Regions from separate parts of the Homo sapiens genome. Here region 2 is linked to region 1. A link is a loop called in an ENCODE intact Hi-C map of the cell type or tissue named here. Cell type or tissue: psoas muscle. All regions are shown on one strand.

The links. Hi-C counts contacts between places; a loop is a spot of excess contacts. Peaks named below come from ENCODE experiments on the same cell type or tissue, not always from the same donor. Only the 100,000 strongest peaks of a DNase experiment are listed, where the experiment ranks them.
Region 2: it touches region 1 in a loop (5-fold over the local background); 1 of 110 quality-filtered maps calls a loop at or near these places.

What each region holds. Positions count from the first base shown.
Region 1 is chr2:53,922,485-53,930,484 of GRCh38, reverse strand. PSME4 (proteasome activator subunit 4) reads left to right here. Exons shown (of 47, transcript NM_014614.3): 11 at 2,182-2,368; 12 at 3,002-3,091; 13 at 4,462-4,526; 14 at 4,796-4,946; 15 at 7,066-7,164; 16 at 7,367-7,436; 17 at 7,901-7,968. Among named protein-coding and RNA genes, the nearest start is that of PSME4, 45 kb to the left of the region's middle. In psoas muscle, no CTCF peak of the experiment used is centred here; a DNase peak (open chromatin) is centred at 4,013.
Region 2 is chr2:55,250,466-55,258,465 of GRCh38, reverse strand. It overlaps MTIF2 (mitochondrial translational initiation factor 2), which reads left to right. Exons shown (of 16, transcript NM_002453.3): 6 at 3,641-3,812; 7 at 4,265-4,425; 8 at 5,813-5,989. Among named protein-coding and RNA genes, the nearest start is that of MTIF2, 15 kb to the left of the region's middle. In psoas muscle, no CTCF peak of the experiment used is centred here; no DNase peak of the experiment used is centred here.

The sequences.
Region 1 (8,000 bases):
CGTCTTCAACCCCCAGTATTCTTTGCTTCTTGGCCTCCACAGAGTAGCAGAAGCCAACAGTTAATGTTAGGTTCCCTGATGCTCCCTGGAGAGGAGGGACTTCATCTGTTTGCTTAGCTAACATTTTGAAGTTTGGAGTGTTTTTGATGTTTCTTTAGTTCCCCTTTGCTTTGTTATTTTCAGCTGATTAATTATGAATAGTGAGCTAAATTCTTAGTAGAAAGAACAAAGCTTATAAATAAATAGACCTATCACGTTTTTCTTTAGTCCTAAAATTTTGGACAAATGTAATATCAGCATATTAAGTGATATTGAATGCTTGGCCAAGATAAATATTTAATAGACCAAATTGACAATACAATGACATTTTTTGAGACTTTCAGTTGTAATTTGGTGCTGTTTTGAAGTGGCATCACCTTTTAAAATTTATTATTTATTTATTTATTTATTTATTATTTATTTATTTAGAGACAGACTCTTGCTCTGTTGCCCAGGCTGGAGTGCAGTGACATGATCTCAGCTCACTGCAACCTCCACCTCTCGGGTTCAAGCGATTCTCCTGTCTCAGCCTTCCGAGTAGCTGGGATTACAGGTGTCTGCCACCATGCCCAGCCAATTTTTGTATTTTTAGTAGAGATGGCGTTTCACCATGTTGGTCAGGCTGATCTTGAACTCCTGACCTCAAGCAGTCCGCCTGCCTTGGCCTCCCAAAGTGCTGGGATTACAGGTGTGAGCCACCATGGCTGGCCAAAGATTTTATTTTTAATAAAAGCAAAACTTTTTTAAAAACTAAAAATGTAGAAAAAAATCTTAGACACTTAGTTTTACATCTCCAAGAAAGCTTCTGTTAAAGAGTTTGGTATGTTTTCTCCATTAAAAAAAAAAAAAATAAGCAGCTAGGCTGGCTTATGCCTGTAGTCCCAGGACTTTGGAAGTCTGAGGAAGATGGATTGTTTGAGCTCAGGAATTTGAGACCAGCCTGGGCAACATGGCAAAACTCTGTCACTACAAAAAAAATACAAAAGTTAGCCGGGAGTGGTAACGTTTGCCAGTAGTCCCAGCTACTTGAGAAGCCAAGGCAGGAGGTTTACCTGATCTGGGCAATGTGGAGGCTGCAGTGAGCTGTGATCAGGCCACTGCACTCCAGCCTGGGGCAGAGTAAAACCCTGACTCCAGGGTTGGGGGTGGTCAGGGGAAAGAAAGAGTAGAGTATCTGTAACTTGTTATTCCACTGACTGACCGTTAGATTAGTATAATATAGATTAGGATGGCTGAAATCATGCAGGATCTATCAGTTGATGTTCTTTTGGTTTTTTTTTGAGACAGAGTCTTGCTCTGTCGCCCAGGCTGGAGTGCAGTGGCATAATCTTGGCTCACTGGAACCTCCGCCTCCCAGGTTCAAGCGATCCTCCTGCCTCAGCCACCCGAGTAGCTTGGATTACAGGCATGCACCACCACACCCCGCCAATTTTTGTATTCATGGTAGAGGCAGGGTTTCACCATGTTGGCCAGGCTGGTCTCAAACTCCTGACCTTAGGTGATCTGCCTGCCTTGGCCTCCCAAAGTGCTAGTGTTACAGGTGTGAGCCATCACACCCTGGCCTCTACCAGTTTGTGTTCTTTTTTCACTGTGGAATTGGCATGGAAAGAGTTGGTAAGGTAGCAGGGGATTGGGGACATGTGCAATAAATAATCTGTGTATCTTTCCTTTATTTGTGTACAGTAGTGTCTCCCCTTACTGGTGAGGGATGTGTTTGAAGACCCCCAGTGCATACCTGAAACCATGGATAGTACTGGACCCTATGTATACTGTGTTTTTTCACATGCATGCATACCTGTGATAGTTTAATTCATGAATTAGGCACAGTAAGAGATTAAAAACAATCATAAAATAGAACAATTATAAAAATATATTGTTCAGTGTAATAGAAGTTATGTGAATATGGTCTCTCGTTCTCAGGACACAAATATTTGGTTAACCTTTGTTAACTGAAACTACGGAAACTACAGATAACGGGGCTACTGTAATTGTTAACTTTGATTGCAGATTTTCACTCTGAGTATTTTGCTAACTGTAAGCCTTTAAGTCAAAGTGCAGTTTATGAATTTATTATATTTAATGTATTATGGTATTATGCATATCTGTGATGGAGACTTTAAAAATTCTGTTTTCAAACTGTAGAACATATCCTGCATTAGAGACATTAACAGAACCTCACCAGCTCACAGCTACTTTAAGTTGTGTAATTGGAGTAGCCCGCAGTTTGGTATCAGGAGGCAGATGGTTTCCTGAAGGTCCTACACATATGCTACCTCTGTTGATGAGAGCATTGCCTGGGGTGGATCCAAATGACTTTAGTAAATGCATGGTGAGTATATTGGTGATTATACACTCCGTATTTAGGTAGGAGGCAAAGTAAACTTCTCAGTGACAAAAGGTTGGAGAAGTTTGTGCATAAGCCTAATATAAATATGAAAATAAATGTTGTATAATTTAATTATTAAAGTAACAGTTGTTTATTTATTTATTTATTTTGAGACGGAGTCTTGGTCTGTCACCTAAACTGGAGTGCAGTGGCGCGACCTCGGCTCATTGCACTGTGATCCACCTCCTGGGTTCCAGCAATTCTCCTGCCTCAGCCTCTTGGGTAGCTGGGATTATAGGCACACGCCACCATGCCTGGCTGGGTTTCGTATTTTTAGTAGAGACAGGGTTTCACCATGTTGGCCAGGCTGGTCTCGAACTCCTGGCCTTAAGTGATCCACCCGCCTCAGCCTCCCAAAGTGTTGGGATTACAGGTGTGAGCCACTGCGCTCGGCCGACAGCTAGTTAATTATGAAGAACCTTACAGTGTTCAATTCTAAATGAGGAATACCCAGAAAAACTGTTGTGGGATTTTGATCAAGATAATTTATTGGGGTAATTTATTGTAGTTCATGGTATACTTGTATTTCTGAATTAGAATTATGTAATGTTGAAAATCCTTTGTATGTTTCCACAGATCACATTCCAGTTCATAGCAACATTTTCTACTCTGGTGCCTTTAGTAGATTGTTCATCTGTACTACAAGAAAGAAATGACCTCACAGAAGTAAGGGTATTTTATGGTTATAAAAGGGCTAAGATGTTCTAATTATTATTGCATATGCATAGTAACACTTGACAGTTTAGAAACGACTTTGGAAGTAAAATCACTATTTTGTGACTAGAATGGTACATATGGAGGGCCAGGACATCATTGGCAAGAGAGTCTACAGAGCACCCACCACAGGAGGTGGCTCAAAAATAGGCTGTTTCTATAAACATCTGACATCTGGAGGTGTATTTCAGTTTTATGTCACTTTTCAATGTTTTGTTAAGCAAAAGATGGTGATATTTTATTTTTCTATCATCTTAGGTTAGTAATAAATCTGTCCAAGGGATTGACATTTAATGAAGAAAGATTTTCTTCATTCATTTCTGTCTGGCTCTTTCAAAACTTCTTTCTTTCTTTCTTTCTTTCTTTTTTTTTTGAGATGGAGTCTTGTTATGTCACCCAGGCTGGAGTGCAGTGATGTGATATCGGCTCACTGCAACCTCCACCTCCTGGTTCAAGCAATTCTCCTGCCTCAGCCTCCCGAGTAGCTGGGACTACAGGCATGCACCACCATGCCTGGCTAATTTTTTGTAATTTTAGTAGAGATGGGGTTTCATCATGTTGGCCAGGCTGGTCTCGAACTCCTGGCCTCAAGTAATCTGCCCGCCTTGACCTCCCAAATGCTGAGATTACAGATGTGAGCCACTGTACCCAGCCCCCAGAACTATTTTCTTTATTGCAAGCATGTTGCCCAGGCTGGAGTGCAGTAGTGCCATCTTGGCTCACTGCAGCCTCTGCCTCCTGGGTTCAAGTGGTTCTTGTGCCTTAGCCTCCCGGGTAGCTGGGATTACAGGCGTGTGCCAACATGCCTGGCTAATTGTGTATATGTGTATTTTTAGTAGCGATGGGGTTTTGCCATGTTGGCCAGACTGGTCTTGAACTCTTGACCTCAAGTGATTCGCTTGCCTCGGCCTCCCAAAGTGCTAGGATTACAGGCATGAGCCACAGTGTCTGGCTAGCTACCGTGCCCAGTCGCGAGCATGTTATTGTTTATATTTTTCTGGACATTCAGGTAGTGAGAGACTAGACTTTGCAAAAATCAGCAGTTTGAAAACTGAATTTATAATAAAGATAGCTGCTTGACTTCTGTATTTGGCCCTTGTAAAATAACATTAATTTCTTCTTTCTTTGGTTCCTAGAAAGTAGTAGATGAAGTTGTTCTAAATTGAAAGTAGTAGATGAAGTCTAGCATGGTGCTGTTTCTCATAGTACCCAATATAATGGTTTAGTGTGGATACATTTGGCAGGCAATAATTGAGTTTTGTTAGTTCAGGAAAAAAAAACAAAGGCTATATGTAATCTTTCTCCATATTGGGATATTATAGGTGGAACGAGAACTTTGTTCAGCCACAGCTGAATTTGAGGATTTCGTCTTACAGTTTATGGACAGGTGAGCTTGTAACCCACACCAACGTTTAGCTGAAATTCTAGAAAATGACTCTTCTATCCCAGAAAGTTTAGTTTATTTCTGCATTATAACCTTTATTTAGCTACTACTGGTGCTCCTGAAGTTATAAAAGGATAATCGATTTGTGAACCACGTAGAAATTAAGTAGCTATCACTTGAATAATTAGGACAATAGAGAGTTACCTGATGACCACCAAAAATGTCAAACCAGATTTTAGTTGCTGAAATTATGCTTTGTTTGGATTATTTAGATGTTTTGGACTTATAGAAAGTAGCACATTGGAGCAAACAAGAGAAGAGACAGAAACTGAGAAAATGACACACTTGGAGAGTTTGGTCGAATTAGGTCTGTCTTCTACGTTTAGTACAATCCTCACCCAATGTTCCAAAGAAATATTTATGGTAAGAACATTGCTGCAAAAAATAAACTTCCAGCTTTTAAGTTTCATTTGATGTTTTAAAATTGACTTCAAGTTACTTTGTGTATATCATGCAGTTTATCATTTACATTCATACTAAAGTTTTAAAGAAATGTACAGTTGCTCATTATTTGCAAATTTCGTATTTGCAAATTTACCTGTTTGCTCTAACTATTTGCAACCTGAGAATCAAGCTTTTGCGACTGACAAAAATTCAGTTACTTAAATTTGATCTCACATATGCCATGTGTTCTCAGCTGAGAGCAAACGAGGCACTCTGCCGTCTTATATCCAGCTCCACTTAAACAACTGTCCCCTTTGCGATCTATTTAATGCCACTTTTTTACATTTTTTTGCTTCTTATTGGTGATTCTGCTGTTTAAAAATGTCAAAAATGGCTCCCAAGAGTTTATTGTTTAAAGTGGTTGAGGGTTCCTAAGCATAAGAGAGTTGTGCTGTGCCTAATGGAAAAAACACTGTGCTAGGTAAGCGTCAACAGGCATGAGTTATGTTGCTGTTGACTGCGGATTAAATGTTAGTGAATCAACAATATGTATTAAATAAGTTGTCTGTAAACAGAATCACACTTAGGATTATGTATTGATCAGTTGATGAAAATGTTGTCACCATAGGTTCACAGGAACATAATCCTGTATTTCCCCTGGGAGCAATGGTTCAGTATTTGCTAGTTCAGTGGTCACAGCAAATTTATAGAACATGACTACCATGAACAACAAGAAACAACTGTCGCAGGGGGGATAGCATTAGGAGAGATACCTAATGTAAGTGACGAGTTAATGGGTGCAGCACAGGAACATGGCACATGTATACATATGTAACAAACCTGCATGTTGTGCACATGTACCCTAGAACTTAAAGTATAATAAATAAAAAAAAGAAACAACTGTATTTTTTAATTTTACAATTAAAAACAGTTACTCAGCTGAGTTTTAGAAATTGCTTATGACATCACTCCCATGATAGAAATTAAATCCTAAGACTAACTGATGGATTAGAAGTAGTTATCTTCATAAGACATTCAGTAAGCATTCACTAATTCAATATTGGTTGGTACCTATTATTTGTAATGTGGTACCTATTATCTGTAGCCTTTAAGACTACACTTTATTTTCATTTCTGTTTCTTCTCCCATCATCTGTAATTATCACTGTTAAATATGTTAATCCTAGAAGCCAAACTGCCTTATAGCTGTGTGAAATAAATACTATGATTATGTTAGTATAAAGAAATGAACACAAATCATCTCTTATTTAACCAAAAAGAGTTGTTTATACTTTTCAGTATTGTTAACCCAGGTATAGAACTCATTCTTCCATTGAGCAAGTAAATTAAAGTTTTGTGACATGACTGTAAAATAAACAGACTGCTTCAGTTCTTTTAGGGTAAGGATAGATGTCTAGTTTGTAGTTGTCAGGATGACAAATTGTATTAGGTATTCCAAAAAATTCCCTTTGTTATATTCAATTAGCCAGAAAGACAATTAAATTGCATTTGCTTCCACCAGGTATAATTTTATGTGTAGGGTTTCTGTGGCAAGTGAAATCTTGTACCTCAATTTTTTTTTTTTTTTTTTTTTTTTTTTTTTTTGTTAACTCTGTCACCTGGGCTGGAGTGCAGTGTCGCGATCTCGGCTCACTGCAACCTCCACCTCCCGGGTTCAAGCAATTCGCATGCCTCAGCCTCCCGAGCAGCTGGGACTACAGGCATGCGCCACCATGCCTGGTCAATTTTTGCATTTTTAGTGGAGACAGGGTTTCGCCATGTTGGCCAGGCTGGTCTTGAGCTCCTGATGTCAAGTGATGCTCCTGCCTCAGCCTCCCAAAGTGCTAAAATTACAGGTGTGAGCCACCACATCCAGCCAGTACCTAAAATATTTTGTTCAAGTTAGGATCGTGGGCAAAGATTGTTCTTAGACCTGAATGTAACATCATTAAACAAATTCTTATAAAATCAGATGGTTAAAAATTGCCTATGGGCTTATTTTTGGAATTGTCTAAATATATTTATCATTTTCTTTTATGTTCTGTAAGATGTTTAATTTTCTTAAAAAATGCTCATTAAACATTTTCATATCTTAACAGGTGGCCCTTCAGAAGGTTTTTAATTTTTCTACTTCACATATATTTGAAACAAGAGTAGCAGGTCGCATGGTGGCAGACATGTGCCGCGCTGCTGTAAAGGTGAGTTTATTTTTTTGAACTGATGTATTAATGACTCAACAATCAACTAGTTTATATGGTTAATTATTAGAGGTGCTTCTATGCTTAAAATGCATAGTTCTTTCAGTAGCTGCTTATTTACAGCCTTTTACTGCCACTGAAAATATAATCTTGTATATATTTGCCTTTCAAAAAAGCCTTACTTATACAAATACATTTTCAGTGCTGCCCAGAAGAATCTTTGAAGCTCTTTGTTCCCCACTGCTGCAGTGTTATAACTCAGCTTACAATGAGTAAGTCATAAGGTCATTATTCTCTCTTTACAATTTTGGATAAGTTTTTTTCTTGGTTTCTAAAACTCTGTTAATGACAACAGATTCCTTTAGCTTCACAATATTTTGATTGGCAATTTGGGGAAAATTTGTCTCCAAAAAAGATATCATCCAGGTTGGCAGTAGCTTAAAAATGTTACTTTATTAATATTCTTATACAACCACCATTCAGAGGTTACCTTCAAAAATATCAGTTATTTTGTGAGATATAGAGGGGCAGAAGTCTTGGTTGGTGTGTTTATTTTCTTGAAAATTCTGTTTCTACCTCCTTTTGGAACAAGCTCAGCTTCATGAAGAAGAAATAAAAAGTCTTCCTAAAAGAGGTTTTCCTCAGCTATTGGAAATATTAAATAGAAGTATTTTAAAATGCTATATTTAGTTGAATGCATAGGTTTTTCCCCCTAATAGTATTTTGCTGTTTTTAGATGATGATGTATTAAATGATGAAGAGCTAGACAAGGAATTACTATGGAATCTTCAACTTTTGTCTGAGGTATTGTAAATCTTTGGAATAAGAAACATGAC
Region 2 (8,000 bases), 1.3 Mb before region 1:
AACTCCTGACCTCAGGTGATCCACCCACCTCGGCTTCCCAAAGTGGTGGGATTACAGGTGTGAGCCACTATGCCTGACCAACTCATAATTTTTGTTTTGAAATAGTTTTACAGTTCTCTGAGAGCATATTCACATAGTAAATTTGAGTTGTATCATTCTTAAAATGTGTTTCCTTGGGAAAGCATGTGGTAGAAAGATAAATAGGAAATCGTTTCTTGGCATTATTGTGGAGTACAATCAGTGGCTTGCTGGTGCTGGCTTGCATCAGTTTGTGAGCTTATTGCTAAATTATAAGGAATTATTTGAGCTGGTTGTTAAACACAACCATTTAAAAAAATTAAGTCACAAAGGTAGTAAAAACTCAGAAACTCACTGGCTGGGTGCGATGGCTCATGTCTGTAATCCCAGCACTTTCAGAGGCTGAGGCAAACATATCGCTTGAGCCCAAGAGTTTGAGATCAGCCTGGGCAACATGATGAAGCCTTGTCTTTACAAAAGAAATACAAAAATTAGCTGGGTATGGTGATGTGAGCCTCTAGTTCCTGCTTCTTGGGAGGCTGAGGTGGGAGGACTGCCTGGGAGGCAGAGGTTGCAGTGAGCTGAGATTGTGCCACTGCACTCCAGCCAGGGCGACAGACTGAGACCCTGCCTCAGAAAACCCCAAACAAACAAACAAAACCAACTCTTCACTTCCCAGTTATTTTATTGCATTTTACAATTACCTGTGTTCTCAAGGTTATTTATGCCTGTCATATCTATATGGTAAAAAGACTCCCAACACTGCATTCAGTGACTTTATGTTGGTAGCTTGTAATCAACCATGGTGGGCATATTTGCACCATGGAAATTGGAGAATACTGTAAATTAGAGATTTATTTTTGAGAGCATAGTTATTAAACATTTGCCAGCATACCAGTGAATAGGATGTTCTTTTAGTTTAATGTTCTGCTTATCTGAGGATGGCTTTCTTCCTTTTATTTTTTTCTTGAGATGGAGTCTCACTCTTGCCCAGGCTGGAGTGCAGTGGCGCAGTCTCAGCTCACTGCAACCTCCGCCTCCCGGGTTCAAGAGAGTCTCCTGCTTTAACCTCTGGAGCAGCTGGGATTACAGGTGCGTGCCACCATGCCCAGCTAATTTTTTGTATTTTTAATGGAGATGGGGTTTCACCATGTTGGCCAGGCTCGTCTCAAACTCCTCATCTTAGGTGATCTGCCCACCTCGGCCTCCCAAAGTGCTGGGATTATAGGTGTGAGCCACCGCACCCGGCTGCCTTCTTTCATATCTACTCTTTAAATATATTTTTATAGGGTGACTGCAAGTCTGGAACATAAAACTACTTATTTCATTATCATCACAGATACATTTATTTATCATCCGCAGGGAAACATGACTGAGATTAAAACAAAGCACATTAAATAAAATGAAAAAGAGAATAAGTAAATATTTTTCCTATATTTCAAGAGTTTTTGGTTTGGGTGCAGTAGCTTACACCTGTAATTCCAGAACTTTCGGAGGCCAAGGTGGGAGAATTGCTCGACCAGGAGTTCAAAACCAACCTGGGCAAAATGGCAAGAACCCTTCTCTACAAAAAATTAGTAGGATGTAGTGGTGGCACCTGTGGTCCCAGCTATAACGGAGGCCGAGGCAGGAGGATTGCTTGAGCCTGGGAATTTGAGGCTACTGCAGTGAGTTAGGATTGTGCCACTGCACTCTAGCCTGGGCAACAGTGTAAGACCCTGTCTCAAAAAAAATTTTTTTTTTTTTTGAGATGGAGTCTCGCTCTGTCACCCAGGCTGGAGCGCAGTGGCGTGATCTCGGCTTACTTCAACCTCTGTCTCCCGGATTCAAGCAATTCTCCTCAGCCTCCCGAGTAGCTGGGACTACAGGTGCCGCCACCATGCCCAGCTAATTTTTGTATTTTTAGTAGAGACAGGGTTTCACCATATTGGCCAGGCTGGTCTTGAACTCCTGACCTCGTGATCTGCCCGCCTCGGCCTCCCAAAGTGTTGGGATTACAGGCGTGAGCCACCGTGCCTGGCCAAAAATTTTTTTAAAATAAAAAATAAAGACTTTTTGGACACCCTAGATACATAAACAAGTAAATGAATTGCGGATACATGTATTCAGAGATATATATTGTGTGTGTGTGTGTGTGTGTGTGTGTATATGTGTGTATGTCTGTACATACTATCAGTTCTCATTATAAGTGGATTATTTATTTTAGGTGTGGATTCTGTATTTGAAAATTCACCTACTCAACAAAATGTATTTGCAGCTCAAAAATCAGTACTTGCTGGGCATGGTGGCTCATGCCTGTGATCCCAGCACTCTGGGAGGCCGAGGCAGGCGGATCACCTGAGGTCAGGAATTTGAGACCAGCCTAGCCAACATGGTGAAACCCTGTCTACAAAAAATAGAAAAATTAGCCAGGGATGGTGGCGTGCACTTGCAGTCCCAGCTACTCAGGGGGCTGAGGCAGAAGAATTGTTTGAACCTGGGAGGCAGAGGCTGCAGCTAGCCGAGATTGCCCCACTGCACTTCAGCCTGGGTAACAAAAGCGAAACTCTGTCCCAAAAAAAAAGAGAAAAAAATCAGTACTCAGGTTCTCTTGCAGTTATTATTGGACATGTGCAGAACAGTGAAAGATGTGGGTTGTCCATTGTGCATGTTCTGAAGCTGAGGTTGAATGAGGTGACACTGTTTCAGCTGTCGTACTGCAAACAAGTGTCCTTTTTGTATTCTATTTAGTGTCACTTTTTTTCACATTTTTATGCTTTTTGTTGGTAATTTTGCTGTTTAAAATGGCTCCTAAATGTGGTACTGAATTCCTATCTAGTGTTCCTAAGCCCAAGAAGGCTGTGATATGCCTTACAGAGAAAATATGCATCTCAGATAAGCTTGTTCTGGCATGAGTTATAGTGCAATTGGCCATGAGTTCAATGTTAATGAATCAAATATATATATATATAATATATGTATTTATATATAAATATTTTACATATTTGATTTATATATATATATTATACATAATATATCATATTGAGATATATAAATATATATTATATATAATACTATATATAAATATATATATAGTATCTTTAAACAGAAATGCATAAAACAAAATTATGTGTTGATCAGTTGATGAAATGTGACTAAAGGCTTGCAGGAACCCAACTCTATATTTCCCCTCAGAACAGTGGTTCAATATTTGCTAATTCAATAGTTTTGGTGACTTTATAGAACATAATTATTGCAAATAATGGCAATTGATTGTATATACACACACACATTCGTGTATACATGACATTTGTGACCTTAAATTTTTAGAGAAATAGACTACAATCAATTATTATAAATACTAAATTTATCTTAATGTTTTATTGATGATTCAGATGGCTTAGAATACATAAATATTCAAATATTTATGAATATGCGGAAAAGTCAGTTAATAGAAATGTATCATATTTTAAATAATTAAAAAACATTTTTTAGCTTCCTTGTGATTTGTTAATATTAGAGAAACAGTTTGCATAGTTATTCCTCTCATTGAGTGTACTGTTTATATAGACATTTATTAATAGAGATTACTTCTTGAGCATTTAATTAATGATCCTAAAAGGTTTTATTTTATTCCAATCAGATTATGTATATGAAGCTTTATTGAACACTGATATTGACATAGATTCACTGGAAGCAGACTCACATTTAGATGAAGTCTGGATCAAAGAAGTGATAACGAAGGCAGGGATGAAGTTAAAGTGGAGTAAATTAAAACAGGACAAAGTCAGAAAAAATAAAGATGCTGTAAGAAGGTAAAACTTAACTGTATATACTGGCAGGGTTTGGGGGAGACTACATAGTTATATTTACACTTTTTAATGGAAAGATTTGCTTTAAAATTTCTTTTGTAATAAAGATATGTGTGTATAAACTTCGAAGTACTTAAAGCATTAGAAAGTGTATTATACATTCAAGTTATTATAAAACTTTAAGGATTTTTTAAAAATTTGCTGAATGTATACATTGGTCTGAATTTTCAAATTTGATTCAGTTCTGCTCATTGTTATGAAAATGCAAACCACAGGTAGGTAGGCAGTTATTAAATAGTCTGTCATATGTATAGGAGGGGGAAATAGGTCTAATCCACACTGAATATTGGGTTTTATTGTTAATGGTAGTTCACAGGGATAAATGTGAACCAATTCACAGGCTATAAAGTATTTCTGATATTTAAGAAATGAAACTCTTTTGCTGTTAATTGTAGGCCCCAGGCAGATCCAGCTTTATTAACCCCAAGGTCCCCAGTTGTTACTATAATGGGCCATGTTGATCACGGGAAAACGACATTACTTGACAAATTTCGAAAAACTCAAGTGGCAGCAGTGGAAACTGGAGGCATCACTCAGCACATTGGTGCCTTTCTTGGTATGAACACAAATTACCTTACAATGTGCTTGGGAACCCCACTTATTTTCTTAAACTAAATGTCATAGTATGAAATATACAAATTCAAAGTACAAGAGAAGGCTAAAGCTTGCAGTCATTAGTTTGATGAAATGTAGAGCAAGTGGTTAGTAAAGCTGTGTTTTGTACTTTCTATAAGAAGAAGATTGTGTTAACTGTTAACTTTTTTTTTTTTTTTTTTCTTTTTGAGACAGAGTCTCACTCTGTCACCCAGGCTGGAGTGCAGTGGTGCAATCTTGGCTCACTGCAACCTCTGCCTCCCCAGTTCAAGCAGTTCTCCTGCCTCAGCCTCCCAAGTAGCTGGGACTACAGGTGTGCACCACCGTGCCTGGCTAATTTTTGTATTTTTAGTTGAGACAGGGTTTCCCCATGTTGGCCAGGCTGGTCTCAAACTCCTGACCTTGTGGTCCGCCTGCCTCAGCCTCCCAAAGTGTTGGGATTACAGGTGTGAGCCATCGTGCCTGGCTTAATTTTTTTGTATTTTTAGTAGAGACGGGGTTTTGCCATGTTGGCCAGGCTGGTGTCGAACCCTTGACCTCAAGTGATCTGCCCATCTTGACCTCCCAAAGTGCTAGGATTACAGGTGTGAGCCACCGCGCCTGGCTGAAAATTGTGTTAACTTTTAATTCTAGCTCATTCTTAGTTTGATTTAATGAGTCTACAATTTTTTTATTAATTATGTTTATATAACTTCCTTTGCTAGGTTGTGATAATATTGCTGATAATAATTAAATAATAGTCCCATTTACGAGCACCTAGCATGTTTCCAGTACTGTGCTGAGCACCTTATATGTTTTGTCTTTTTTATCTTGACAACAACATCATAAGGTAGGTATTAATAGTTGCACTTACAAATAAGGAAGCCGATACTTCTTCGAGTTAAGCAGCTTTCCCACAGTATATAGCCAGTAAGTAGCATAGCCAGGATTTAAACCCAAGGTCAATGGACTCAAATCGTGAGCTACTGCCTACTAAATTGCCTCTCTGTGGCTCAGGGAGTTGTGCAACTCTGATTTGCTAATGTGAGGGTGGCTGCCTGTACAACAATTGGTCTGTTCTGTCTCTAAAATAGATATATCAGTTGATACATTTATGAAAGTAGTTATGTTCTAGAATTATGGAGACTTTAGTTTGAAATTTTTACATGGAAAAAAACCCATAAGAATCTCACTGGCATTTTATCACTTTTCATTGTGAAATGATGATCTGTGTTCTGATTAAGATTAATGGAAGGAATAAAATTATTTTAAAGAATTATTGATGGTTTCTGATAATGTCGCATATATTCTTTGGTATTAAGGAAGTACATGTTTGAATCCTTGATGTTCTTGAATTTCTGTTTCCACAGTCTCTCTGCCTTCTGGGGAAAAGATAACTTTTCTTGATACTCCAGGACATGCTGCTTTCTCAGCAATGAGAGCCAGAGGTGCTCAGGTCACTGACATTGTCGTATTGGTTGTAGCTGCAGATGATGGAGTGATGAAACAAACTGTAGAATCTATTCAGCATGCCAAAGATGCACAGGGTACTGTGTGGCTGACTTAATGGATCTACTACATAAAGTCAAAGTTCTGGGGCCATTTACATATAGCTCATTTAGTCTTCACAACAATCCCAGAGTTATTATACGTGTATTACAGATAAGCCTCAAAGATAAATTGTTTTCCCACAGACTTATAACTAATAGGAAGAGTATAGCAGGATTCAACTTGGGAGTTGTGACCATAAGTACAGACCACAGGTACAATCTTTCCTCTACTATGCCCTTTTTTTTTCAACTTTTTATCATAGAAATTTTAAACAGATACAAAAGTAAGAAAAGAATAATGAAATTCGATCTATCCATCACATAAATTCATTAGGAGTTGCATAGTGGTTATATTCTGTTATTTCCTGTTAATTTATTATGTGGAATTCTTCTCTAAAGAGAAACTTTCCCTTCTGCTTTAAATAAGTTCTTATCTGATCAAATGTATAAAATTCAGACTTTTGGAAAATCACTTAACCATCTTCTCCCTTATTTCTTCATTTAAAAGTTATAATAATAAATACCCACACATGTAATTATACATTCTAGGCTGGGAGTGGGGGCTCACACCTGGAATCCCAGCACTTTGGGAGGCCGAGGCCGGTGGATCACCTGAGGTCATTGGGAGTTCGAGACCAGCCTGACCAACATGGAAAATCCCTGTCTCTACTAAAAATACAAAGTTAGCCAGGCATGGTGGCACATACCTGTAATCCCAGCTACTTGGGAGGCTGAGGCAGGAGAATCACTTGAACCCGGGAGGTGGAGGTAGTGGTGAGCCGAGATTGTGCCATTGCACTCCAGCCTGGGCAACAAAAGCGAAACTCCGTCTCAAAAAAAAGTTACACATTCGGTATATTGATTTTTATTCTGAAATGACTGTACCCCTACCCTTACTGAGAAAATGTACTCGATAAAGTGTGTCATATTACCCCCAGATTTACTGGCAAGATTTTTAAAAGGTTGGGAGTTACTGAACTAGTCCAGTTCTTTCATTTTACAGCATGAAAACTAAGACTCAGACAGCAGCCAGAACTCTCCCTAATTATATACAATTATACACTAATTTTCAGTATGTCTGCATATGGAATTTGGATCTGCTAGCTTCCAATGTTATTCTCTTTTCTTTTTAATTCCTCAAAACTGCCTTTGTATGATGTACTATGTTCTTAATGATTCTAGGGAATACATGCAAAAAGAGAGGGATAAATTTGCCAGGGATCCCATTACAAAGCAATTGGTTGAGATAGGATAACTTCATTAGATCATGCTTTGTACACCTCTTCTCTTGGTACCGGTTAAGTTCCAGCTCATCAACATAGAATGTACTTTTTCCTTTTCTTTTTTTTTTTTTTTTTTTTTTGAGACGGAGTTTTGCTCTTATTGCCCAGGCTGGAGTGCAGTGGTGCAATCTTGGCTCACTTCAACCTCCTTCTCCCAGGTTCAAGCGATTCTCCTGCCTCAGCCTCCCGAATAGCTGGGATTACAGGTGACTGCCACCACACCTGGCTAATTTTTGTATTTTTAGTAGAGATGGGGTTTTACCATGTTGGCCAGGTTGGTCTCAAACTCCTGACCTCAGGTGATCCACCCACCTCCCAAAGTCCTGGGATTACAGGTATGAGCCACCGTGCCCGGCCAGAATGTACTTTTTCGTAATAGTACGTTGTGGATTGCAAAACTTTTTTGTATCTTTTAAAATTTCTGTTTGATACCTGAGAAAATTACAGAGATGATGAAATGCAACCACAGAATTACCTCGTAGAATTTTGTGTGATTTCTCTAAAGAGAGGATATGTCTAGTGATAGTAAGTAGATTAAAAGATTGTTTGGTCCTTTCATTAAGTAAACATTTATTGAGAGCCTACTAGGTCACTGACCTAGGTGTATGAATAAATAGTATAAGTCCTAAAAGAAAATTTGTGATATTGGTACTTAGTTTTAACCTAGGATGAGATGTTGGGTTTTAACAATGAGTAAATAAACCCTGGAAAGAAGAGGCAAATGA